Linked DNA regions of Mus musculus: region 1 is linked to region 2. Evidence: chromatin loops called from intact Hi-C (ENCODE). Cell type or tissue: gastrocnemius. All regions are shown on one strand.

Region 1 (4,000 bases), 130 kb before region 2:
GCCAGGCTCTTGGATTTTGTCCAGGCTGGAATTTACTCTGGGCCCCAGGGCTGTGTTCCCAATGCCGGAAACCTGTCTACTCAGAGCTCCTCCACTCTTCCAACTCCTTCCATCCTTGTGAATCCTCCTTTGCCCCATGTCTTGCTGGCCTGCTCACTGGCTGCCTGCACTCCTCCCTAAGGCTGTCCCTGTAGAACTTCCTGGCGTCTCCACTTCGCAGCTCTGCCCATGCTACCTGCTACTCAGTTGCAGTCTTCTCACTGAGTTTCCCGAGCTGACCGATTCTTGCACCTAGTGTTTCTTAGTCTGCTCTTAGACGTGCTGTTTGGTCCTTGGGCTAGCAGCAGGCCAGGGGCTGGCTGTGCAAAGCTTGTCCTTCTCCAATTAACTGTCTTTCCTGGAAATTTCTGTGAGGTGGCAGTGGTGCTGCGTGGGCTGCAGCAGCAGCATTTGTCATGGGAAGTGAGGGGGACAAGATTTGGAGGTCAGAATGCTTTTTTTTTTTCTCCAGGAAGAGAGAAGGATGTTTTTTTTTGACATGTCAGAGACTCAGTAGGGTTGATCTGCAGAAAAGATTTCCAAGCTGGACCTGGAGATATGAATGGGTTGACCCTCTGAATTCTGAACTGCTTCACCTGGCTAGTCTCTGGGCATGTCTAGGACTTATTAATGAAATGGATATTAGGGGCGTGATGTGAGATTGAATGTAGAGTGGTTTGAAGCAAGCACGTCTGAGATGATCGAGAACCCAGCATAGCGCCCAGCACATAGTAGGTACCCAGGGGCAAATAGTTGTTGCACTTCCTTGACTATCTCCAGCTTTCCTGCTGCAACGCTGGGCCCAGTTTTGGATTGCAGCTGCAGAGCACAGAGGACAGGGATGGCGGGCACCTAAGAGGGTACTTGTGCAGTGGTGGCCTTCTCTCCTTCTGACCTAGGAAACCTCAACCTCAGGAGTCCTGGTCCTGGTCAGGTTGTCCTGAGCAGGCGGGGGCCTTTTGGGTCCCCTACAGCTGGCTTCCATGGCCCTGCAGGAGCCTAGTGGACGGGGTAATTGCATCTTACATAAGTGGGAGGCCAGATCCCTGACCATTGCCCAACTTCTGTGAGTAACTAGGGAGGCACTTATTGGGGGAGGTGGCTGGGGAGGACCTTGCAGTGCAGACCTCGTGGAACTTGAGAACCAGGAAATTAGATGCTGCTCCACTCAGGAAGGGTTTGGAAGCAGTGTTTGTTTTGGAGGCATTTCAGCTCTTCCAGGCAAGAGATGCCTCACCAAAATAAAAGTTGCAGTTGCAGATCACAGCCGGAGAGATTGTGAGTGATAGGGAGAGACCATGGGCTTTCATGTGCTTGGTGACTTGAGGCCTGGCACTGGACGTTCCGGGCCTCTCTTCTGAGTGTGAGTTTGCAGATTGTAGGTTAGGTAACATGGTATTGGATGGTTTGGGTGGAGGCTTTTTCCTGGGCCAGAATCCCTGTAGCCTTTTAGGGGTCTGGAGATAGCTGTAGTGGGAAACTGACAATATCCATTCACCAAAACTCTAAGAGGTTTTTTTTTTTCTTTTTTCCACGTGTTATACATTGCTTTATTACTCATCACCCCATTTGCCCATAAACAGAGGCTGGGGAACACTTACCATTCACAGAGGCTGCACAGCTATGTTGGCAGAGCACAGCTACAGCAGGTTCTATGATGATCTCCTTCCATCCCGTTCCCATGTGAGGTGCTTAGGGGAGCCATGGGACCCTGGGACCCTGGCTATCACCCCCATGTTCACTGGAGCGTGAGGTCTGCTGAAGCAGAGGACCACCTATCATGCACGCAGTCTTTACAGTGGATGCTTCCCTCAGTGTGACCCTGCAACTGGTGCAAAGTGGAGACCTTGGCGAGGCCATACCAATGTGGACCCTGACAGGAACTCTTTTTCACCTTTGCAGGAGACTTAAAAATTACACACACAACCAGGCAGTGGTGGTGCACGCCTTTAATCCCAGCACTTGGGAGGCAGCAGAGTCAGGCGGATTTCTGAGTTTGAGGTCAGCCTGGTCTACAGAGTGAGTTCTAGGACAGCCAGAGCTACACGGAGAAACCCTGTCTTGAAAAGCCAAAACCAAAAAAAAAAATATACACATGATATATATATATATATATATATATATATATATATATATATATATATGCATGCCACATGTAGTATACTAGTATACTTTGTGGGTATCAGTTCTTTCAGTTCAGTCTTGTGGATCAACCTTCCACCATGTGGGTTTCAGGCATGGACCTTAGATTATTAGACTTGATAGTAAGTACTCTTACCTGCTGGGCTATCTTGCTAGCCTGTTTGCAGAGGACTTTGAACACAGCGGGGAGTGGTAGCACCTGACCTTTGGTGGGGACTGCAACTTTATCTATGAACTTCCCACTGGACGGTTGGCAGCCTAGTTCTTTGTGCCCAAGCTTAGGAAGTTCTCTCCACATGTGTAAGGCATGTAGGTCCCACAACTTTGTTGACATCTCCTGTCTCCTTGCTCATTAGTGGGTCACTGCCTGCCATCTGAGGCCAAGGGCAGCTGGTACAGGGGCACATGTCAGGGTGGTCTGGGTTTGCATGTCTTGTTTGTCCTTGTGCATATTGTCAGGGATGGCCTTTGACACTCTGTTGGAGGTGTTGTCATTGGAGTTCATCAGTGGCTGGTGGCTCTGGCAGCCCAGTGAGACTAAGGAGCACTGAATGTCTTGTCCTGGTCCTGTCTGCTATGGTTATAAGCTTTCCTCCTGTCCCAGGAGTTGGAAAGACTAGAGGGTGGCACCTTGGGGACTTCCCCCCGTCCTGGTGTGACGCACAGGAAACTCTCTATCAGCCAGCCTGTGGCTCAGGGCCTGAAGGCAGTAAAGTTCCCAGTCAGCCTGTGTGGGGAGAGGCAGCCAGGCTTCCGGTGGGTGAGTCAGCAGACACTGGGTGCTGACTCACCACAGGCATGCCAGTCACTGCCTATAGCTTAAAGGGGCAATGCCAGGCAGGGGTTACATACCTGTAGGCTGCCCCTGGTCCTGGGCTGGACATCACAGGTGACGGTCTGCTTTGGACTTTTCAGTTGAGCTGGGATTCTGGGCAGATCCTCCTGTCCTGTCCAGGAACTTCCTCTGTTAGGTAAATGACTCTTGCTTCCTCTTGCTCACCACAGACGAGTAGATGGCAGCTGTTGTTGACGGTCCCTGGCCCAGGGAGCAAGGTCTAGTAAGAGCCAGGAGCAGTGGCCTTGCAGGGACAGCCAGCTTGAACTGCCTCGGTCAGATCCCTACTCTGCCCATTTTGCAATGTAACATTGAACACATTGTATCCAGTACATTCTTGATACTTTGATTAGGTTTTAGTCCAGTGAGTAGGGGACATCTTTCAGAGAAGAAGCCGGAGTGCTCCTCTCCCCCCCTTCCCAGGAAGTACAGGAGCCTTGCCTGTATGGATGCAGATGGCATTATCCAGCAGCATTGCAGCTATGTTATAATGGGCCTAGGATCCCAACCTGACTCTTACTTCCTCATCAGGGCAAATGGCATATCCTCTTTGACTCTCAGTCCGCTTCTGGGCAGTGGGAGGAAGTACCTCTCCCCTGCAGGGTGGTAGTAAAGATGGGAGATAGAGTTTCCCAAACAAACGGCATCTGTCATTATTTAATTGTTGGGACTCTGGCTGCTTCTCATTGGGAGGTGAATACATGGCTTCTGATGATGTATTCATAGGGTTTGTGACACGAGGCTTCTTTGGTCAGGAAGCCAGAGTTTGCCAAGCTCTAGGGCAACCTTCCTAATGCTACGACCCTTTACTATAGTTCCTTATGTTGTGGTGACCCCTGCCATACAATCATTTGCATTGTTATTTCATAACTGCAGTTTTGCTACTATTATGAGTTGTAGTGTAAATATTTGTGGTTTCCAATGGTCTTAGCCGACCCTTGTGAAAAGGTTGTTTGATCCCCAAAGGGATCTTGACCCACAGGT
Region 2 (4,000 bases):
ACAGTAGGGTTCAGGTGCCATTTCCTTCTGCAAGTCTGGTGTTTAGGGTCAGAGATTCTGTCACCAGCCCCCCTCTGAGGGTCAGGTCTTGTCCTGTGTTAGCTCAGGCCTCCTGCTTGGGTCTGCAGCTTTCACTGAGCCACGGAATTCCCTGTGTATCTATGACCTTGTCCTCAGTCAGATCTGGTCCCTTCCTGGGCCTGTACCATCTCGTGAAGAGAATGCCACACATGGAACTTCCTGTAAGTCCCTCATCTTTCTTTACAGCTGAGTAATATTCCACTGTGTTTATACGCATCTTCCTTATCCACCCAGCAGTTAATGGATAGTTATCATTTGCTTTTTTTCTTAGTACGATAGGTTTGGTAAGCGGCACCACAAAAGTTTATGAAGATTTATTTATAATTATTTTTAGTGTGTGTGTTTGTTTGTATGTGTGTGTATGTTGTGTATGTGTGTGTGTGTATGTGTGTTTGTATGTTATGTATGTGTATGTGTGTTTGTTTGTGTGTATGTGTATGTATGTGTGTGTGTTTGTATGTTATGTATGTGTGTGTGTGTATGTGGGTATGTGGGTATGTATGTATGTGTGTATGTGTGTGTGTTTGTATGTTGTGTATGTGTGTGTATGTGTGTTTGTATGTTATGTATGTGTGTGTGGGTATGTGGGTATGTATGTATGTGTGTATGTATGTTATGAATCCCCTGGAGCTGGAGATTGTGAGCCACCCAACATAGGTGCTGAAAATTGAACTTGAACTTGAAATCCTCTTAACTGCTGAACCATTTCTCCAGCTCTGTTGAACATTTTTTTTTTTTTTTTTTTTGGTGGTGGTGGTGGGGGGTGTTTGGAGACAGGGTTTCTCTGTGTAGCCCTGGCTGTCCTGGAACTCATTCTGTAGACTAGGCTGGCCTTGAACTCAGATATTTGCCTGCCTCTGCCCTCCTCCGCTGCTCCTCCAGTGGCTGGGGTTAAAGTCATGCGCCATTGCTGCCCAGTCAATAAACATTTTTATGTTGGCAAATTCTTCAGGCTTCCTCTCTCTCTAAAGTCCTTGCTCCTCTGTTCCCATACTAGGTGCTCAGGAAATGTCGGAGACTTAGATTAGTTGAAAAGAGACACCAAGTAAGTTAGACTTTGGCAGGCCTTTGTCCCTTGGGCCCCTCGCTTGGGGTTCATACCCATCCGGCCATCTGATCCTCCTTCCTGTGGTAGGGGTTGGCCTGTGCCCTACAGGGGCCCGTGAGCTTTCTGGTCTGTGATGGGCAGAGAGACTGGGCAGATTTTCCTGTAGGCAATCCCCATGGGCTGACTCACTGAGAGCCGGTCCCAGCCCCATGAGACTGGTGCTATTATTAGTCTTGTTCCGGAGGTATGAAAACTGAGTTCAGAGAAGTGATGTGCCTTGCCCAAGGCTACACAGGAAGGGGCAGACATTCAGTCGACTTGGCTGAAACTGTTAAAACGTTCAGGTTCTATCGTGGCTCTGGAGATCTGCATATCTCTTGGGATGGAGCCCAAGCTTGTCAGTGTGGCATGCAGGCTTCTCTGGCCTCCGTCTCTTTCATCTATTAGTGTAACCTTGGAGCGGAGCCCATTTTCTTTGGAACTCTCCATGCATATTCACCGTCCCTGCAATTAGGATGGCAACAGTGTGCTCCTTCAGACTTTCTCAGCCCCAGGTTCTGTAGTGTGCTGAGATGCTGGGTCAGAAAGCCCCTGGCTTTGCTGGCAGGCTCATGGAAGTTCAGAGGTGGAAGAGCTTGCCAAGGCCCACAGTGGGCAGCAGAGCTGGATTCTGCTTCCAGATCATGGGGACTCTGAGGGTCACAGGCATCCCTTGCACCCCCACCCTTGCTGCTATTTTGCCATCTCAGTCTGGATGGTCCGTGTGCCCATGCACTTCTGGGATGCTCTGAGTTCTCCACCATAGCCCAGATTACCCTCACCCCCACCCCTCCAGGCTCCCAGGACTCTGGTTGGCTCTTATCTAGCTGCCTGGCCTTCTTCCTTGTTGGTAAGCCATCCAATGAAATCTGAGGTCCACCCTGTCTTCCTTAAGTGACCAGTTCTGAGCTGGCATTGATCAGGCCCAGAAAAGGTGGAACAGCAGCAGGGGCAGAGACCTGCCTCCTTGGGAGACACGGCAAGCTGGAATAGAAACCAGAGGCCCACAACATCCAAATACTGGCCAGGTGTCCCTTACCCTAGGATGAGGCCTTGTAATTGTTACTATCCTGGCAGAGGGTACTCAGAAGTCCCTGTCCTTTGATGCTCCCAGGGGCCTGGAGCCAAGGACACTCTGTCCCCCCTCCATCCCCAAAGGATGTTCTCAAGATAAAAATATCCTAGAAACATTCCCTGGCATCTGGTGCCCGTTGTCTACCCTGGTGGGGCCACAACAGAGCCCTGGCTTCAACCTCAGGCTCACAGAGTACTGTTCACTCCTCCAGGCCACCCAGCACAGCCAGTCGTTGGGGTTAGTGTCCCACTCATCTCTAGGCTTATCTAGTCAGAGCTTGCGGGGTACTCTCTGGGGCTCAGATACCTTGGCAGTGGGGAGCAAGAGGGCTGAGTCTACCCTGGGGAGATGCTGGGTGTCTTTTAAGGGATATCCAGACAAGTACCTGGGACCTCCTTTCTGTTCTCAGCTGTCCAGGTGGGGACACATCTGGGGTGTCACATCTGAGCCAACTCTCTTCAACACTGGCGAGGACCCTTACATGCCATGCGGCCACTGCGTGCCAAGAGTGGGAGCTAGGATTCTGTTTATCACATGATACTTGCTGAGGTGTGTGGAGTCTGAAGTCAGGGAAGGGCCCCTCCAGATCACAGTTTGCCTATCATGCTCCCGTTTACTCCTAGCTGGGCCAGGCCCTGTTCCCCGCCTTGTGCCTGACTCTCACTTCCTGGTGGCATGCTTAGTTCCATGGGAATATTGGCTGGAGACTGGCTTAGCATGACAAGAGGCCTGGGCCAGCTGAGCCTTGCCCTCACTGGCTGGCAACTGTTTGGGGCCCAACCCTCAAATCTAGAGAACCTTGCTCTGTACTCCCAGCTTTCTAATCTGGGATGGTGACTGCTCCTGGGGATGCATTCCTGGTGAACTGAGGGGCCAGTTTATTGGTAGGTTGCTTTAGCTGCTGCAGGGTAGGGTGAGGTAGGGGCCCTGGACAATGTTTCCATAAATCTGAGGCCACCACCCCCTGGTTTGGTGACCTCGGCAATACACTTCTTTGTAACAAGCCTCGGTTTCCTTATATAGAGAGGAACAATCAGGAGAACTGGAATTGTGAGTCTGGGGCAAGCCCTAGTAGGGAGTCAGCTTGAGAGAACCTGGGACCAGCCAGGTGACCAACAGGAAGTGGGGAGAACAAACTATCCACAGTTCTCAGCCCTGACTCTTCTCCAGAACCTTCTTTAGCTTCTATTGTCCTGTGGCAGTCATCTCCTCCATATAGAGTTCTGATGTGGGTAACTGGGATACGGCCAAACCCCATAGTCTTAATTTCCTGTTATGTCCAGGGGGAGGAACTGTCCTTCAAGGCTGGGCTGTAATGAGCAGAGCTCATAGATCCAAGCACAGTTTGGACTCACTCACAGTTCACAGGTAGGATGTCTCTGCCATGGACATTCCCAGTTGTGTGACATTTGTTCCAGCCTCCTGAGTCTTGGTTTCTTAGGCTAGAAGGGCCAAGAGGCAGACACTGGGTGTAAGGCATCATTGAAGGTGGAGAAGCTTATAGACAGGGGAAGTGACCCCCAGGGCCACATGGCTTGTAAGTGAAAGATCCCCCGATTAGACTATAACTCTGTGTCTCCAAAACTACCATTGTCGCTTGCCCCAGAGGCTTAGAATGTGGGGGTGACTCACCAATCATTTCTTCAATCCCAGCCAGAAAAGCCAGTGTGACAAAGCAGACTTGGGCGTCCCCCGTGAACTCTGCCTGGGAGGTGGAGAAGGTGACAACATCTCAAGGTCCTGGCCTCAGAGGCTCT

The links. A loop is a pair of places that touch in the nucleus more often than their neighbours do. Peaks named below come from ENCODE experiments on the same cell type or tissue, not always from the same donor. Only the 100,000 strongest peaks of a DNase experiment are listed, where the experiment ranks them.
Region 1: it touches region 2 in a loop (5-fold over the local background); 1 of 42 quality-filtered maps calls a loop at or near these places.

The regions. Positions count from the first base shown.
Region 1 is chr11:60,932,596-60,936,595 of GRCm38, forward strand. The region is part of intron 1 of Map2k3 (mitogen-activated protein kinase kinase 3); the gene reads left to right. Among named protein-coding and RNA genes, the nearest start is that of Map2k3, 2.5 kb to the left of the region's middle. In gastrocnemius, no CTCF peak of the experiment used is centred here; a DNase peak (open chromatin) is centred at 6; H3K4me3 peaks cover 4,000 bases; H3K27ac peaks cover 4,000 bases.
Region 2 is chr11:61,058,500-61,062,499 of GRCm38, forward strand. All of the region lies in intron 1 of Kcnj12 (potassium inwardly-rectifying channel, subfamily J, member 12), which reads left to right. Among named protein-coding and RNA genes, the nearest start is that of Kcnj12, 38 kb to the left of the region's middle. In gastrocnemius, no CTCF peak of the experiment used is centred here; DNase peaks (open chromatin) are centred at 1,610 and 1,722; H3K27ac peaks cover 3,776 bases.